2 separate regions of the Homo sapiens genome follow, and region 2 is linked to region 1. The links are chromatin contacts, found by Hi-C or POLR2A ChIA-PET in ENCODE. All regions are on one chromosome and are shown on one strand. Each heading gives the region's core, a stretch centred on a gene start or an enhancer-like site at or near the end of the contact. The rest is flanking DNA. Distances are from core to core; before and after follow the strand shown.

Region 1 (7,656 bases), core at 1,984-4,483:
GGATACGTAGGGCTCAACTTTAGTATTTATTTGCCACATCAATCAATTAATCAGCCAAAAAACCCTTATTAGGGAACTGAATAAAAAGCAAAGCAAAACGAAGAATGGATTTCTTCTTCAGAAGCCTTTTATCATTGGAATGAAATAATTTTTCTTCTGTCTTTGTTGGACAAAATATGATCTCTTGTTCTTTGTTGAAGTGCACGTTCTCTGAAAGTCGAGAGGAATAGATGATAGAGGGGAAGAGAAACATCAATATTTACAACAGTCCTGGGAGTGTTATCATGTTATCATTCGCATTTTATTGATGACATACTGAGTCTTAGGGTACCAAACTGACTTGCCTCATATATGTGGAATCTGAAGATCTCAGTTCAGGTCTAATCTTTCTGACAAATCTTTTTCCACCTTAGTAGGCTTGGCATGTTTTGAACCTCGTGGGATTACAGAAGTGAGCCTCAATGCCTAGGGAGACTCCAGAAGACAACTCCTCTCATTCCTTAAAAGCCAATCTGTGGGGATTGAGGTGAGGAAGGAGTGAAGACTGGCCCTTTGGGCACACCCACCTGGAATCAGGCAAGGTTTACTGGAGCCACTCTGCCTGCCAGCAGAACAGCCCAGGAAAAAAGCCTGGGACCTTTGCAAATGCCTGAGCAGGACTTTGCAGGGGACAGAGTCAGCAGGATTTTCACCAAACGACATCCATCTTAATTGGTAGCATCAGACTCATGAGGTCTTCTATGGCCTGGGCATCACAGACTCTCATTACTGGTCGTACTGCCAATGGCCTCCTTTTATATATAGTTGATGAATTTGAGGACAAACCAGAGAATTGCCCTTGGCCAAACCAAGCTGTCTCACCCAAGATTTTTCCCCTCCTTGGGGAAATACTGGGGCAAAAAGCACGTCCAGGGAAACCAATCTGCCTGACACTGGCAATTAAATGCTCCAGGCTTGAAGGGACATGGCACTTTTGCACATGGCTCATTGGCTAGATGTACACACACTGCCCCACCCCAGCAACAAGGGGGCCAGTAAATGCAATCCCACCATGATCCCAAAAGGGGAAAAATTGGAAATATTTGGTCATCAGCACTAAGGACAAGGGAATGGGGAGACCACAGAAGGCCAGCAGAACTGTAAAACTGACAGCACCGAACTGTCCTTAGAACACAGCCTTGAAAACTCCCTCTTCTGAGGGACTGCTTCCCTTAACTGAGCTGCTGCAGATGGAAACCTAGCTAGATCCTCATCTTCTGCAGTCTAGTCCCTCACTGTGGTTTATCACCTCCCAAGCTGTCCTCTGCTCTCTTTCCCTATCTTTGTGTTGCTAAGCCATGGACTCAGTTTAGCTGGCCCTGAATTACAAGATGGCACCTTCCCTGGAGTGGAGAAAAGTCCGGATATTTCAGGATGCCTTGATTTGAAGCCTGTTTGACTCCAAAGTTCTCTGGTTTACTCCCACCTGTGGGAAACGTGAGGCTAGATCTCCACACACATGGATTCCAAAGTGTCATGATCTGTGACGTCATCTGTCGGACCGTATTGATCAGAGGCTCAGGGACAGATGACCCTATTTAGGCAAGGAAATGAGTGGGTGAAGCAGCAAGATTCACCTTTCCCAGTTTCATCTGGGGGTTGTTTTGCCAACATTGCCATCTGTTGGGCCAGTGCTGGCTACAGCAGCCAAGCTTCAGACATCACTGCATCTTTATCAATGACCTTGGGACCACAGGAGGTGACCTTCTGACCAAACAGCAGCCAATGAAGGAATCTTAAAAGGCACATCACTTTATATTTATTCAGTGGTTATGTCATCACTTAATCCTCACCACAACCTTGTGAGTTCAGTAGAATTTGTGTTTTCATTTTATCTGTGAACAAATGGAGGCAGAGAGTTTGAGTAATTTACAAGTAAGTGGCAGATCCGGGGGCTGTGCCTAGACAATGTGGCTCCAGACTCCTTGCCCCTCCCTGCCTTCTGCTGCATCTTGATTGAGTCTAGCCATCTATTTCTTTAACACACACTAATTGCTGTCTCCATGTTCCAGGCCCTGTGCCAGATGCTAGAAATACATCCCCATCCACTGGATCTTGGCATGGTCCATTGCTCAGTGTCCTGCTATGTTACGTGTTACATAATGCATTTATTCCGGTATTTAGCCCATGGAAAATAATGCTGAAAGACATTGTATGCATGTTTCTACAACAAAACTATGTAACTTATGTTTCTTTTATTGCTTTGGCTATCAGGAAGCTCTTATCCAAATCAGAGCAAATACATTAGAATTTGGGCTTGTCATTTCAGTTTGCTGAACTTTTCCTTCTGGCCCAGATTTTCTATTTTGGTTCATAAATTCTATTGCACAAATGTCCTTTATTGTAAAACACCTTAAATTCTTTCTAAGGGAAGGCTGCATGGAAATGATACAGTAAGGTCTTCCCTGCATTTTCTTAGATTCCTATTAGGGAAGGCAGACCTAGATGTCCCTCTTACCCTCAGTCCCAAAGCCCCCCATTTATAAAATCCCTTAAGCAGTGACTACTGCTGTTCTGAGTACCTGGAGGTAGTTCAGAGCTTCTGAAAGGTAACATCCATATACAAAAAGAAGTTCCTTCCGATCCAGATCCCAGCTTTGGTGCCAGATGCACATTTGAGGAGTAGGTGGCTAGTCAGACTCTCACCTGAGCAGTTAATAAAATCTATTGCCCCTTAATGGAATTTTTTCTGCAAGCTCGAATTGATCTGTCATCTTTGTGATTTGTGAGATGGCAGGGAAGCACCAAACACCATCATGACTTGGGCCACAGTGGGGGGAAAAAAGGAAAAAAGAAAAAAAAAATCCACTGCCAAGCCTTGCCAGGCGTAGAAAGGGCTGGAACTGCTGGGGCCATTTTATCTGATTTATTGGAAATAGAGTGGATCTTATTAACATTTTAATAAAGAGAATCTTTTTGCACTAGGCTGGAAGTGGCCGCCAGTCCCCCGTGCAATTCCATTCTCTGGAAAAGTGGAATCAGCTGGCATTGCCCAGCGTGATTTGTGAGGCTGAGCCCCAACAGTCCAAAGAAGCAAATGGGATGCCACCTCCGCGGGGCTCGCTCCTCGCGAGGTGCTCACCCCGTATCTGCCATGCAAAACGAGGGAGCGTTAGGAAGGAATCCGTCTTGTAAAGCCATTGGTCCTGGTCATCAGCCTCTACCCAATGCTTTCGTGATGCTGCTGCTGATCTATTTGGGAAGTTGGCTGGCTGGCGAGGCAGAGCCTCTCCTCAAAGCCTGGCTCCCACGGAAAATATGCTCAGTGCAGCCGCGTGCATGAATGAAAACGCCGCCGGGCGCTTCTAGTCGGACAAAATGCAGCCGAGAACTCCGCTCGTTCTGTGCGTTCTCCTGTCCCAGGTAGGGAAGAGGGGCTGCCGGGCGCGCTCTGCGCCCCGTTTCTGCATTCGGATCGCCCGGCACGGGCAGGGTGAGGGGGCTTTCGGGGGGTCGGGGCCTCCGGTCGCGGCGGCGAAGACAGATCGGGGCTCGGTAGGGAGGTCATTCCGAGCCCAGAGATCCTAGGCACCCCCCACACACAGGCTCCCACTCTGGCGTGCGTGTGTGTGTGTGTGTGTGTGTGTGTGTGTGTGTGTGTGTGTGTACGTTCGTTAACGGGAGGAGGAGAGAGCTCCCAGTCCTTTTTTGCTAGCAGGGGCGACATTCTCGCCCACATCAAGTGGGGTAACTTTGGTTCCCTCCTCCGGAGGCTCGGTGCATTGGAGAAAGACTCAGTTAGAGGCGACTCCAACGAGCCGCGGTTTTCCCCAGCCCAACGCCCAGCGGCCGAAGCGCTGCTCGGGTCCGGATTGCGGGATGCGGGGCTGGAGAGGCCGAGCAGGCACCACCGACTTCCCAGGGCGCCCGGGCCCCCTGGTACAGCCCGGCTGCCCGCTGGAAGGCGCCTCGGGGCAGCAGAGAGCCTCAGCCCGGCTGCTGCTGTCGCTCAAAGGCGCCGGCGCCGGCCGCACCCGCATCGGGGTCCTTTTGCTCCCAGACCCCGGGCCCGAAAGGGCCGGAGCGTGTCCCCCGCCAGGGCGCAGGCCCCAGCCCCCCGCACCCCTATTGTCCAGCCAGCTGGAGCTCCGGCCAGATCCCGGGCTGCCGCCTCTGCTGCCTTCCCTGAGCGGGAGCGGAGCGCAGAGAAAAGTTCAAGCCTTGCCCACCCGGGCTGCAGCTGCTTGTTAACCCTCAGAGCGCCACGGCGCGAGGGAAGGGCACGCCAACCAGGAGAGGGGGCGAGGGAGATGCGGTCCGCCTGCAGTCACCTCTGCACCTCAGAGATTTCGGGAAGTTTGAGTGCAGGAAAGCAGCGCTCCGAGGCCAGGCCTGGGGTGCTGGCCGCTGCGGGGGGCACGCCCTGCGCTGCTCAGGGGCCTGTGGTTTCGGAGAGCACCCCGATCCAGTCCCCCATCGCCTCTCTGGCAGGCGTTGGGACTTGGAGTGAGCTGGCAGCCTGCAAGTGGGTGGATAAGAGCCAGGGCAGGGCAGGGCCGGGCAGAGTAAGGAGGGAAAGAGACAGGGAGTGCCTCAGGGTGCTAGGAATGAGTGTTGAGTTCCTGGCCGGGGTAGAGGCTCAGGTGAGAGTTTGCGGGTGAAAGGCAGGGGAAGGGAGTTGGGTTCCCAGGTAGGGACTGTCTGGGATGGGGAGACTGGTGCAGACTTCTAAGGGAGACCACTGTTAGAGCAATGTTGGGTTTAGACTTTGGAAATGGGCTAACATCTCAGAAATGCAGTGATGGGTGATAGTACCAGGGGAGATTCAAGTGCCCGGCTGCTGAGCCCGCTCCCAAGCTCCTGACTTCTTTCTTGGATATACAGTCCCGATTAAGGACTGCCCAGTTATAGCTCCTTTTCTACCAGGCTTTTCTGGTTGATTATCTTGGGGTCCCTACAGCCTTGAGTCTTGCCATGGATCCCAAGCCTGGCTGTGAACCAGTTTTCCAGATGTCCTGTACCCTAGAGACCCCAAGGCTGTATGTGTGTACATATACCCCAATTTAGCAAGGCGGTTTGGAGCATGCCTCAGACAGAAAGGATTCAGACAGATCCTTCCTGCCATCTGCTAGTGGTACCAACCCGGGCAAGTTGTTTAACCTCTTTGAGCTTCCAAGTTCTCCATTGTAAAATAATCTGCTGCCTTCCTAGGACTGCTGAGTGGATAGGATTGCATTCAACAGGATGTCCTATGCAATGCATGCCAGTCTGGGAGCTGTCGGTGTCTGAGAGCACTTACCATTGCCTTGTCCAGGACTTCACAGTCCTCTTTCTTTCTTGGCAGGTTTCAACCTCAGTTCATATTCCAGGGCTTGCCCAAAGTTATGCCTCCTTTAAAGCAAGACAGACCACGTGACAGGGCCCCAGGATCGATTTTTATGCACTAAGGGCTCTGCGCACGGTTCTTTTTGCAAATGAACTGGTGTGTCTCCTCACCCAGGGCCAGGCTGGCACAGGTGGGTTCTGAAGGCTCACTCTATTTATTTAGATGAAGGAAGCAGAGATTTTGCTGTGAATTGAAATGATTGCCCTGAGAGGCTTATTTCTATTTTCAATTGTTATGCATATCAGAGCAAATGTCCACATTAGGATAGTAATTGATATCCTGGTAGCAATAGTACCTCACAGAGAAATCATTTTGATGCAATCCAGTTAACCAGCAAGAAGTTCACGTGCAGAACTCTGTGTGCCATAGAAAAAAGTGGGGAAAGTCTTCGAGGCCTTGAGTCGACGAGCAAAAACACAACTTTCCTGAGGCAGAGAGAAAACAGAAGGGAAAAACAATGTAATAAAACAAATTAGTCACTCGGCCCTGGTGGTGTTCAGGCAAGCCTGTATGTTTTTTTCCACCACAGTTGTAAAGCATCGGGTCTGGCTTTGGAAGCCATCAATCTCTGTAAGCTTATTGGCTTGGTTGTTGTTTTAGGCATTTTGGTAGGAGGTGAGGAATTCTAAGCAACAATGACTGGAAGCTGGCACCGTTGAACAGTCACCTCTCCTATCCCCTGGGGTGTTTTGGGAAAGTCTGTCCCAGAAGTGGCTTCTGGAATTTGCCTATGATAAGTAATGACTGTGAAACAAATCAAGAAAGAAATGAGCAAGAAATTCCATGGTAAATGTGATTCCCCTCCCTATTTGGGTAGCACTTACAACTAACCAAAAGTTCTAACAATGAGTGAGTAATCCCCCAAGAATTAGGAATTTAGGGAGGGGTTCAGGCTTGGAGGACAGTCGCTTGGGAGTGACTGAAAATGTTCCATGGAATTCTGAGATTTCGCTATAAAGTGGGGAGTTCTCTCTAGGGGTCAGAGTCTTGATTTTCAGGATTTTCAATGAGAATCAGTGTCTTATAGTGCTCCTGCAAATTTGTGTGTTATGTTTTAAGAGCAGTGTTTATTTGCAGAACTTTTTGGATGAGGAAAAGGACACAGGGTTGAAGAGGGTGCTGCCCCCTCCCCCCCTAGGGTCAATACATGACAGCCTGTAAGATTTCCAGAGCACTAGGGAAATGGAATATGTAGTGAAAGGAGTCAGTGATAGAGTTCACCTGTCTGAATATTTTTTTTTAGCAAGTCCCAAAACAGGTTTAATAAACTGCAAAGCTGAGTATGTAATCTGGAATTTGTGTAATTCCACAGTCTATACTAAAAGCCCCAACAGTCATCTTAGCTGATCGCTCCTACTCTGCCTCCCTCCCTTCTCCCCTTTTCTATCTTTAGCCCTTGGGTTTTCCGTTAAGTAAAATCTGTTTACTTCCAGAAGTATCCTCTATGTGTTATAGTGAAATTGCCCAACAAACCAACATACTCAATAACTGCATTATCTAAAAGCATCAGCACTTGGATGTGTAAACTGAGCCTCAATCTGAAGTTCAATGTTTAGGTTAAAGTGTAGCTAGGTTCTTGAAAACATCCTTATTTCCTTCCAAAAATACAATTGCTTGGGGAGTCTAGTTAATTTATATTTAGTGGAATGTAGGAAAAGGACAAACTATGGATTTAATTTACACCTGAATGACAGTCATATCATCTACGTAGCCAACAGTGTTTCTGTGTGCGCGTCTGAGTGAGTGTGTACATCTCTGCATTTTGATCTTGTAATACCTGTTGAAAAATTTCTCCAGAAGAGGGCTCCATCCACAGCATTACAAAATTCTGAATCTACAGCTCATTTTAAAGAACTTCAATGCAGCAACTCCATCAAAACAAAACTATTCTCCTTATTCCACATTAATTGCCACAATCACCCCCAAATGAGAAATCCTGCCATTTTTCACTGTATTTATTTCTGTGTCTCTCTCTTTCTTGCTTTCCTTCTTTTGCTCTCTTGCTTTCTCGCTAGCTTTCTTCTTGCTTTCTTTCTTTTCCCCTATTGTAGTTGGTTCTGTTCTAATTCATTCTTTGACTCTGTATCCCCTCTGAGTATTGGAGCAGGGAAAATTTCAAAGATGTTTGTAGACGGTGCAATACGCAATGTGAGGAAGTTCTGAAATTTCCTGGCATTTGACTTTGGTTGGACTTGATTTCATTCTTTAGGTAGCCAAAAGGCAGGAACAGTTCTGCCTGTGGAAGGAGATAACCTTCCCCCTTACATAACCACCCAGAAGGGTGACTCCTG
Region 2 (7,656 bases), core at 2,328-4,827, 370 kb after region 1:
CCATAATAAGTAGTTGACCCCATAAAAATTAAGCAATAATGGGAAGAAGTTCAGAGGAACAGAAAATCAATTCATGCTGAGATGATAATCAAATTATTGGTAAAAATGAAGATGCTGGTTAGGCATGTCCTTGGCTAGAGAAGGGCTCAGGCTTGCAGGTTTAATGACCTTTAGCTGAGACCACCCCACGTGTCCATCTGCCTCAGGATACTCTAAGTCTCGTGGCTGAAGCAAAGTCTTCCTTAAACAGGGCTTCCATTGGGCCATGCCAGCTATTTTGTTTGTTTGTTTCCTCAAGACTTACCAGGCCCTATCTTCTGATTCCACCTTTGATCTTAGGTAGGTTAATTCAGTTAATATATTACTAATAACTGTCTACACTCTTTCTGCCCTCGATATCTGTTTCCTTCTGCTAACATTTTATGACTATTCTTTGTGGGTTAATTTCACATTTTATCTCCCAAAGGCAGCCCAAGTTCCCTCCTTTCCAGATGTCTTGGGCTCTCCCACCGTAGAGCATTGGTGCTGCCTATACTGTTGTTCTTGATTTCAGAGAACGTTCTACATCATACAGATGCTTACGCTTATTAAACTACTGATTTAAGTTGTTGCAGGTTTTGAGTTACCACTGGCTTTTGACTCAGTTGAAAAAAAACAAAGAATGGTCCAGGGTGAGAGAGGTGTGTAAATTGACTCCGTGAGGACTCTAGGAACTGATCTTTGACTTCCTCGCCAGCCTCTTTGCCAAGCCCAAATTCATCATCATTGTGAAGTAGCATTGGGCCATGTTTAAGAAGTTTTCTATAAGAATTTATTTTGGATTAATAGCAAATAATTGCAGCTGAGTCAGCATTAAAGACATGTTATATCAGACTGTGTCTGCTAGTTCAGAGGATGCTGCTTCTCGGATGGGACTTAGCTGAACACGTGTTACACCTCTGGGGAAGTGTCTACAGCATTGTACCAAAAAACACAGAAAACAGGCCACTGAAACAAACACCAGCAGACATAGCATTGGCAGGATCTAACAAGCAGGTTTTCCTGAAACGTCATTTTGACAGGGTTATAGTCAGGTGGAATCTCTTAACTGCAGTGGTCACCTGGTGCTTCGTTCTTTGGTGCACAGAGAGGGGGCTGCAGAGGATTAACATGGAAGAAGCAAGCACTCCCCCTCCGTTGTTACCCCTCCCTGCAAGATCCTGAAGCCCTGATTCTTTCCCCATCATTATATCCCTTTTCAGGAACGGAAATGTCTTCTGCAGAGCCAGCCCATTCCCTCTGGTGCTGGTCTCAGGGGAAGTACAGCATCTGGCTCCCACCCTCCATCTAATTACCCATCTGTTTGTGGGGAGGGAAGGGATGTTCTATTCCCCTTCTCTTCCCAAACATTTTAATGTGCTGATGCATGAAGACGACAGCAGCTGCACCTCAGAACCCATCCTTTGTGCATCACACTCACTGGCTTAGCTTTTCTGTTCAGTTCTTGGATGGGCCTCTTTATAGCTAGAGACCCACGTCTCTAACTCCTCCTCATCCTGACTTAGTACAACCCTGGCCCTTGCATTAGACTGCTCCAGATTCCATGTTGCTCTCTGATTCAGCATCATCAAGCCTCAGCGGGGTGCCTGAGACCCCCTACCTTTAGGGAGGGGCAGGGATTTCCCTGCTCTGCTCTTGGCCTAGGGCTTCTATCAGCTCCAGCAAAGAGACCATGGAGAGCGTAGCCTTTCATCGTAATCTCCCAACCTTTACTCAGCTAATGGCCCCTTTGGTTATTTCTCTCTCACTCTGGAAGCCATGTTTAGAAAGAGCTGATATACTGAACAAATTGCACTTAATAAATATTCACTTATTTTCCCTCTTTTTAAAAATTAATCAAGTTCTTTGTAAGGAAGAAAAACGTATTAGTCTTTGACAAATGAAACTACCAATCTCCATTGATACCTACGTTGATAGTATTCAAGCCCCAAACAAACACTTCTTAGCTGGCTCAGATGATCTGGTTAAGGGGAACTTTGTCAGTTTAGTTCAGCTTTGTGAAATACTGAAGGATTTCAGACCACTATTAATACCTGAGTAAAGTGGTTAAGAGAATAACTTTGGACATAGAGACAGATGGGTTTCATTTGGCCACATACTAGCTACATGACCTCGGGCAAGTTTCTGAACTTGATGCGGCTCCATTTCTTCATGGGTAAAATTGGGGTAATTATACTATTGATCCTGTAGGATTATCCTGAAGATAGAATGCATAATGTTTACAAAGCACTTGGTACAAAGAGGCATAAAGCAAGAAGTGAGTAAATGTTAACTGCTGCTATCTTTATTCCCGTCATTTTAATCATCACTATCAATTATCATCACAACCCAAGTGGCTCAGGGATGGAGAGACCCCAACTAGGACCCTCTCTCCATTCTAGGGGAAACATTTATTCAACTCAACTGTGGCCAGAACTCATAGTGAATCTCGCTATAGTCATCCTCCGTTTTGCAACAGCAGATTTTGCTGGGCTCGTGGTCACTCAGCTAAAGACTACTTTCTCCAGCCACCTTGCATCTAGGTATGACCATGGAACTGGGTGATGGCCACTAAGACATGAGTGAGCGTGATGTTAGCACATTAATCCATGCCTTTGAAAGGCAAGAAGTCTATTTTCCCTTCCTGTTTTTCCCTTCTTCAGCTGAAACGCAAACGTGGTGGTGAATCATCTTGAATTAAGCTGAAAAGGGTAACATGGAAGAGATGGCATGGCAACAGGATGCATCCCCAATACCATCAAGCCACCATTCCAATTCTGGACTGCCAACCTAGACTCTTAAATAAGGGAGAAAAAAAGTCCTTTTTGCTTTAAACTACTGAATCTGATATCACCTATTATAACACCATGGTGTATCGTAAAAACACACCAAACAACTATTTTCAAAATAGATGTGATACTTCTCCCCAGTTATACAACTTCTGGAAGCAGGAAGCCACTGCATTCCCCCACCCAGCTTGTCATGGTTTACTTCTGATTGGATATAACTAGATGATAACAGGGATCACGCTGCATCCATTGAGGAGAAAGATGATTCAACCCTCTCGCGGGCTGCTGGGGAATCGATATCGTTTAATTATGAGAAAGTAAACTGTGTTTACATTTTACACAGTGGCAAGAGGAAGGTCAAATCACAATCCTCATACCCTTTATCAAAACCATGCATCGCTGTTTGTCAAGTGAGATTCAAAATGGGATGAACTTGGAGAGTTGCCATCTTCCTGTTTTCTCCCTTGTTTGTTCATATGGCTGTGCTTTACAAGATTAAAAGGCTTACCGGGCAAAAGCATAGCAGAAGGAAGTAAAACCTTCGGGCAGATGAAATAATTCTTCCATTTTAGGAAAAAAAGGCAATTAGTTATTTGAGGTTTTCTGGGTGGGGCAGTGAGTAGAAGGTCATTATGTTCCTTTCCTGTTGTATATCGAAAATCAGTTGAGAAGTAATGAAAATGGTAAGAAAAAGAAAAAAAAAGAGTAAACCCTCTTCCTCTCCCAGTGGCCTCTACCCCATGACTCATCAGCTTCCTGAACTGGAACAACACTGAGCTTTATGACTACAGAAATGTCAGCTCTGAGCACAGTGCATACTTCTTTGTGTGAAGATCTTAGGCGGTTGTGCAAAAGCCAGCCCAGGACCCAGCATGGTCCTGCTTTATCTCTCTGCCGGGCTAGTCTCCATGTTCATTAGAAATGTGTGATTTCTTGACAAGCACTCTTTGGATTTGCTGCAGAGTCAGGTGATACATTGAAATCAGCAAAAACATTAATGATAGCAACAACAAAAACGACCTTGTTTAAGTTTTACGCCTTATAAGGGGGCAATGTTAGCCTTGTAATAAAAATGAGGTAACTGCAACTTGGAAATATTAGGAAATTTATTTAGGATATCTTAGAAAATCATAATGAGAGTGATGATGATGATGATGGTAGTGATGATGATTATGGTAATGATAACTATAGTGATGGTGATGACGATGGTGATGGTGGGGGTAATGGTGATGGTGATGGTGGTGATGATGATAGTGATGGTGATGGTGGTGATAGTAATGATTACGGTGGTGGTGATGATGATTCTAGTGATGGTGATGCTGATGGCGGTGATGGTGATGTTGATTATTATGGTAATGATAATTACGATGGTGTTGTTGATGATGGTGGTGGTGGTGGTAATGATGATGGTGATGGTGGTGATGATGATGATAGTGATGGTGATGGTGATGATGGTGATGGTGGTGATGATGATGATGATGATAGTGATGGTGATGGTGGTGATGGTAATGACGGTGGTGATGATGGTGATGGTAGTGGTGGTGATGCTGATGGTGGTGATGGTGGTGATGATGGTGATGATGGTGATGATAGTGATGGTGATGATGGTGGTGATGTTGATGGTAGTGATGATGATAATGATGGTAATGGGTGGTAAAGATGATAATGCCTTACTCTAGGCTAGATATTGTGCTAAATATTTCACTGACAAGCAAATGTGTAAACTCACAGTGCTCAGTATTGTGATTGACCCTAATACGTTTTCACTAATTGTTGGCTTCAGGGCTAGGACTAGAGTGAGGTGAATGAGGTACTCTCTTTGGGTCCAAATTTAAAGGGATACGAAAAATCTCAGTAATTAAAGTAAATAATATTTAATGCAATATTTTATAAAAATAAAAATTAGTGCAAAAATCCATGGTAAACAAAATGTCAACATTTTAAATAAAGGTTCTGTACATGCACAATATATTCTATTTACCTTCCCCTAATCCCACCCAGTTGTCTCAGCTAATGGCAATCTTATTTTATACTTGATGAAACAAGCCTGAGCCCAGGTTGTTCTTATCCCTGTTCTATAGGTGAAAATACTGGGCACAAGAGATTTTTCCACAATCACATAGCTAATATATGGAAAAGCTGGGATTTGAGCTCAGCTATATCTAACATAGAAGTTCAGCAGTCTATCTGGCTTCTAAGGTAAGTTTCTGTCACAACATTAAATATTCAGTATCATTTTCTGGGCTATTTTTAAATGGTAGGGAGTCAAAGAGATTAACTACCAGTTGCAGCTCTTATCAGGCCAACAATATCAGCTAAGGTGAATCTGATACTAGTAGAACTCTAAGAATGTGCATTTATTAAGTCACTCATATAAATAATATATTTAACCTACTTAGAAACTCTGTATAGAAGATATCAGTGTTGTATTTCATAAATAGAGAAAGAGAATCTCAGAGTTGAGCACTCACAGTCATGGTCAATTCATGGCAGAGTTGGTGACCAGCTCAAATTTTCTAGGTTGACATAATCCTGTCCTTTCTATGGCTTCAAAGCCATCCACGTTTGTCTCTTGATCCTGGAACTTTTTATATTTCGTCATACAGACCTTCCTAAGATCCTCACTTTGCTTGTATCATTTTCCCTAGAATAACTATTTTCTAAAACGCATTAATGCATTGATTTTAATAACATCTTGTGTCTTATGTAATTTTAAAAATCAGCATATATTGACTGAAGACATTTTGACAAAAGAGAAAGAAAGAACATAGCAAAAAAGCATTTCCAACTTTCATAAATAAGCAAGAGTATCACTTTCGTGAAGTTCTTTTCTATTTTGTTTTGTCCTGTTTTTTTATAGTGACATGTAACTTTTTCTTTTTCTGGACAGCCTGTCCTCTTGGTGATAATAAAGCATGATGATAAAACAAATGAGATCTCACTACTAGACTTTTCTGTCCAGGAAATACTCTTGACTTCATCTGTCCTCACCTCTGCTTGGACCTTGTTTCATCCAATACCTCATGCCACTCTCAGCTTTCCAATTTAGATCCTTCTCTTGGGTCATTCTCCTCTGCTATGAATTAGCAGACATTGATCTTGTCCTCTGACAAGTAGTTATCAGCAGTTATTCATAAATGGATTTAGTATGTTCCATATCCTTAGAATAACATATACATATAAGCAAAAATTAAATATAATCTTAGGGGTTTCACAGGCTCCCCTAAATCTCATTCATGTACGCCTTAAGCCTGACTTAAGAAACGCTGCCATGTAATTTCCCCTTGATCCTTTTTTTTTTTTTTTTTGCAGATACTGCCCCTTCTCATTTTTAACTTTCACCAACACTTTTCTTGTTAAAGAAGCTTTCATTCTCTGCCGCTGTAATTTTCCTTACGCACATGAATATTTATCTTAATCAAGTTTCTCCTCCCAAGAACATCCCTTCAGACACCAAAACGCGTATTCTTCCACGTTCCATCAGCAGAAACTTTCCTTCATTTGATACTTGAAGTCCATCGCTCTGGTGAAAGCATCCCTCTTCTTGTTTTTCATTATGTTACATTCTTTGGACTTGTCCTCTTATCTATGTACCTTGTAACTTCCATTTAGCCCTCTTTTCTCTTTCAACTTCCTTATTGTAGATACTCCTTAATGTTACTAGCATTTAAGTTGTTTTTTTCCCCCCTCCTTTGTCAGTCCCAAAGCTCCTATGGCTCAACTGTTGGTGCACATAACCTTAGGGAGGTGATTTGAAGAAATTTTACCGAAATGTTGTATGACAAACTCCCAATAACAGGATTTAAGAGAATACCACTTGTTCTTACCCCTTCAGTTCTCTTAACAGGGAAGAAATATCATAACCACATAACACATGTTTATATATATAGATATGCCCTTACATCAAAATAAATTCTTGATGATACCAAGATACGTGTTCAAGGCAACCATAAAACACTGGAAAAAAATCAATCAGAGGTGAATTTTTTCTTATCTTATGGTCAGGCAGAGTTTAAGCATGACACCAAAAGTTAAAATAAGCTGAAAATTGATATCATTGGCTACATAAAATTTTAATGCTTCTGTACAATAAAAACTGTATAAGTATTAAACAAATGACATGTTTAAAAACACAGTTTGCACTATATATTCCGAAGGGCAAGGACCCCTCTCCAGCAGCTGTCGTCCAGCACATATTTAACGTTTCCATATATCTCTGTCCTCATCAATAAGATGAGGCTAATGACGCTGCCTCTGCGGTCCTTCTAAGAAGCAGATGGGATAAAAGAGTGTGCACCAGTAGCTCTAAACCCGGGACAATTTCACCCCCTGAGGGCATTTGGCAGTGTCTAATGACATTTTTGGTGGTCATGCTGGGGGATGCTGCTGGCATCTTGTGGGTAGAATTCAGAGATGCTGTTAAACATCTTGCAATGCTTAAGACATCCATGCAGAACAACAACAACAAAAAAATATCCTGCCCAAAATGTCAATAGTGCTGTGGCTGAAAAACCCTGGTCTATACAGGGTGGAGGATGTTGCGGAGCGTTTGGTACCTGGTAAGTGCTCAGTAAATGTCAGTCATTTTTACATCTTATTGGGCAATTCTATGTAAATGCCTTGTCCCTAGGAATATCCACAGGTTTAGCTTATTTTTTTTTTTTTTTTTTTTTTTTTTTTTTTTTTTTTTTTTGAGACAGAGTTTTTCCTCTTGTTGCCCAGACTGTAGTGCAAAGCTGCGATCTCGGCTCGCTGCAACCTCCACCTCCCAGGTTCAAGCAATTGTCTTGCCTCAGCCTCGCGAGTAGCTGGGATTACAGGCGCCCGCCACCACGCCCAGCTAATTTTT

Evidence for each region. A loop is a pair of places that touch in the nucleus more often than their neighbours do. ChIA-PET counts read pairs that join two places held with the same protein, here RNA polymerase II (POLR2A). Pooled maps may share reads with other maps.
Region 2: a map of cardiac septum shows a loop between it and region 1 (4-fold over the local background). The contact joins the enhancer-like site here to the promoter of CDH13 in region 1. A Hi-C loop is called at or near these places in 6 of 168 maps with a recorded cell type or tissue (IMR-90, aorta, cardiac septum and 2 more) and 4 of 50 pooled maps. POLR2A ChIA-PET finds 5 or more read pairs at or near these places in 1 of 52 experiments (endothelial cell of umbilical vein).

What each region holds. Positions count from the first base shown.
Region 1 is chr16:82,623,736-82,631,391 of GRCh38, forward strand. CDH13 (cadherin 13) reads left to right here and starts at 3,234. Exons shown (of 14, transcript NM_001257.5): 1 at 3,234-3,402. The coding sequence starts at 3,358. RefSeq lists an enhancer at 5,319-6,518.
Region 2 is chr16:82,992,765-83,000,420 of GRCh38, forward strand. The region is part of intron 2 of CDH13 (cadherin 13); the gene reads left to right. Among named protein-coding and RNA genes, the nearest start is that of MIR8058, 310 kb to the left of the region's middle. Within about 2 kb of position 3,578, at least 5 of the 41 ENCODE cell types and tissues checked have a DNase peak (open chromatin) inside an H3K27ac peak, as active enhancers do; they include endothelial cell of umbilical vein, where a contact is called at or near this core.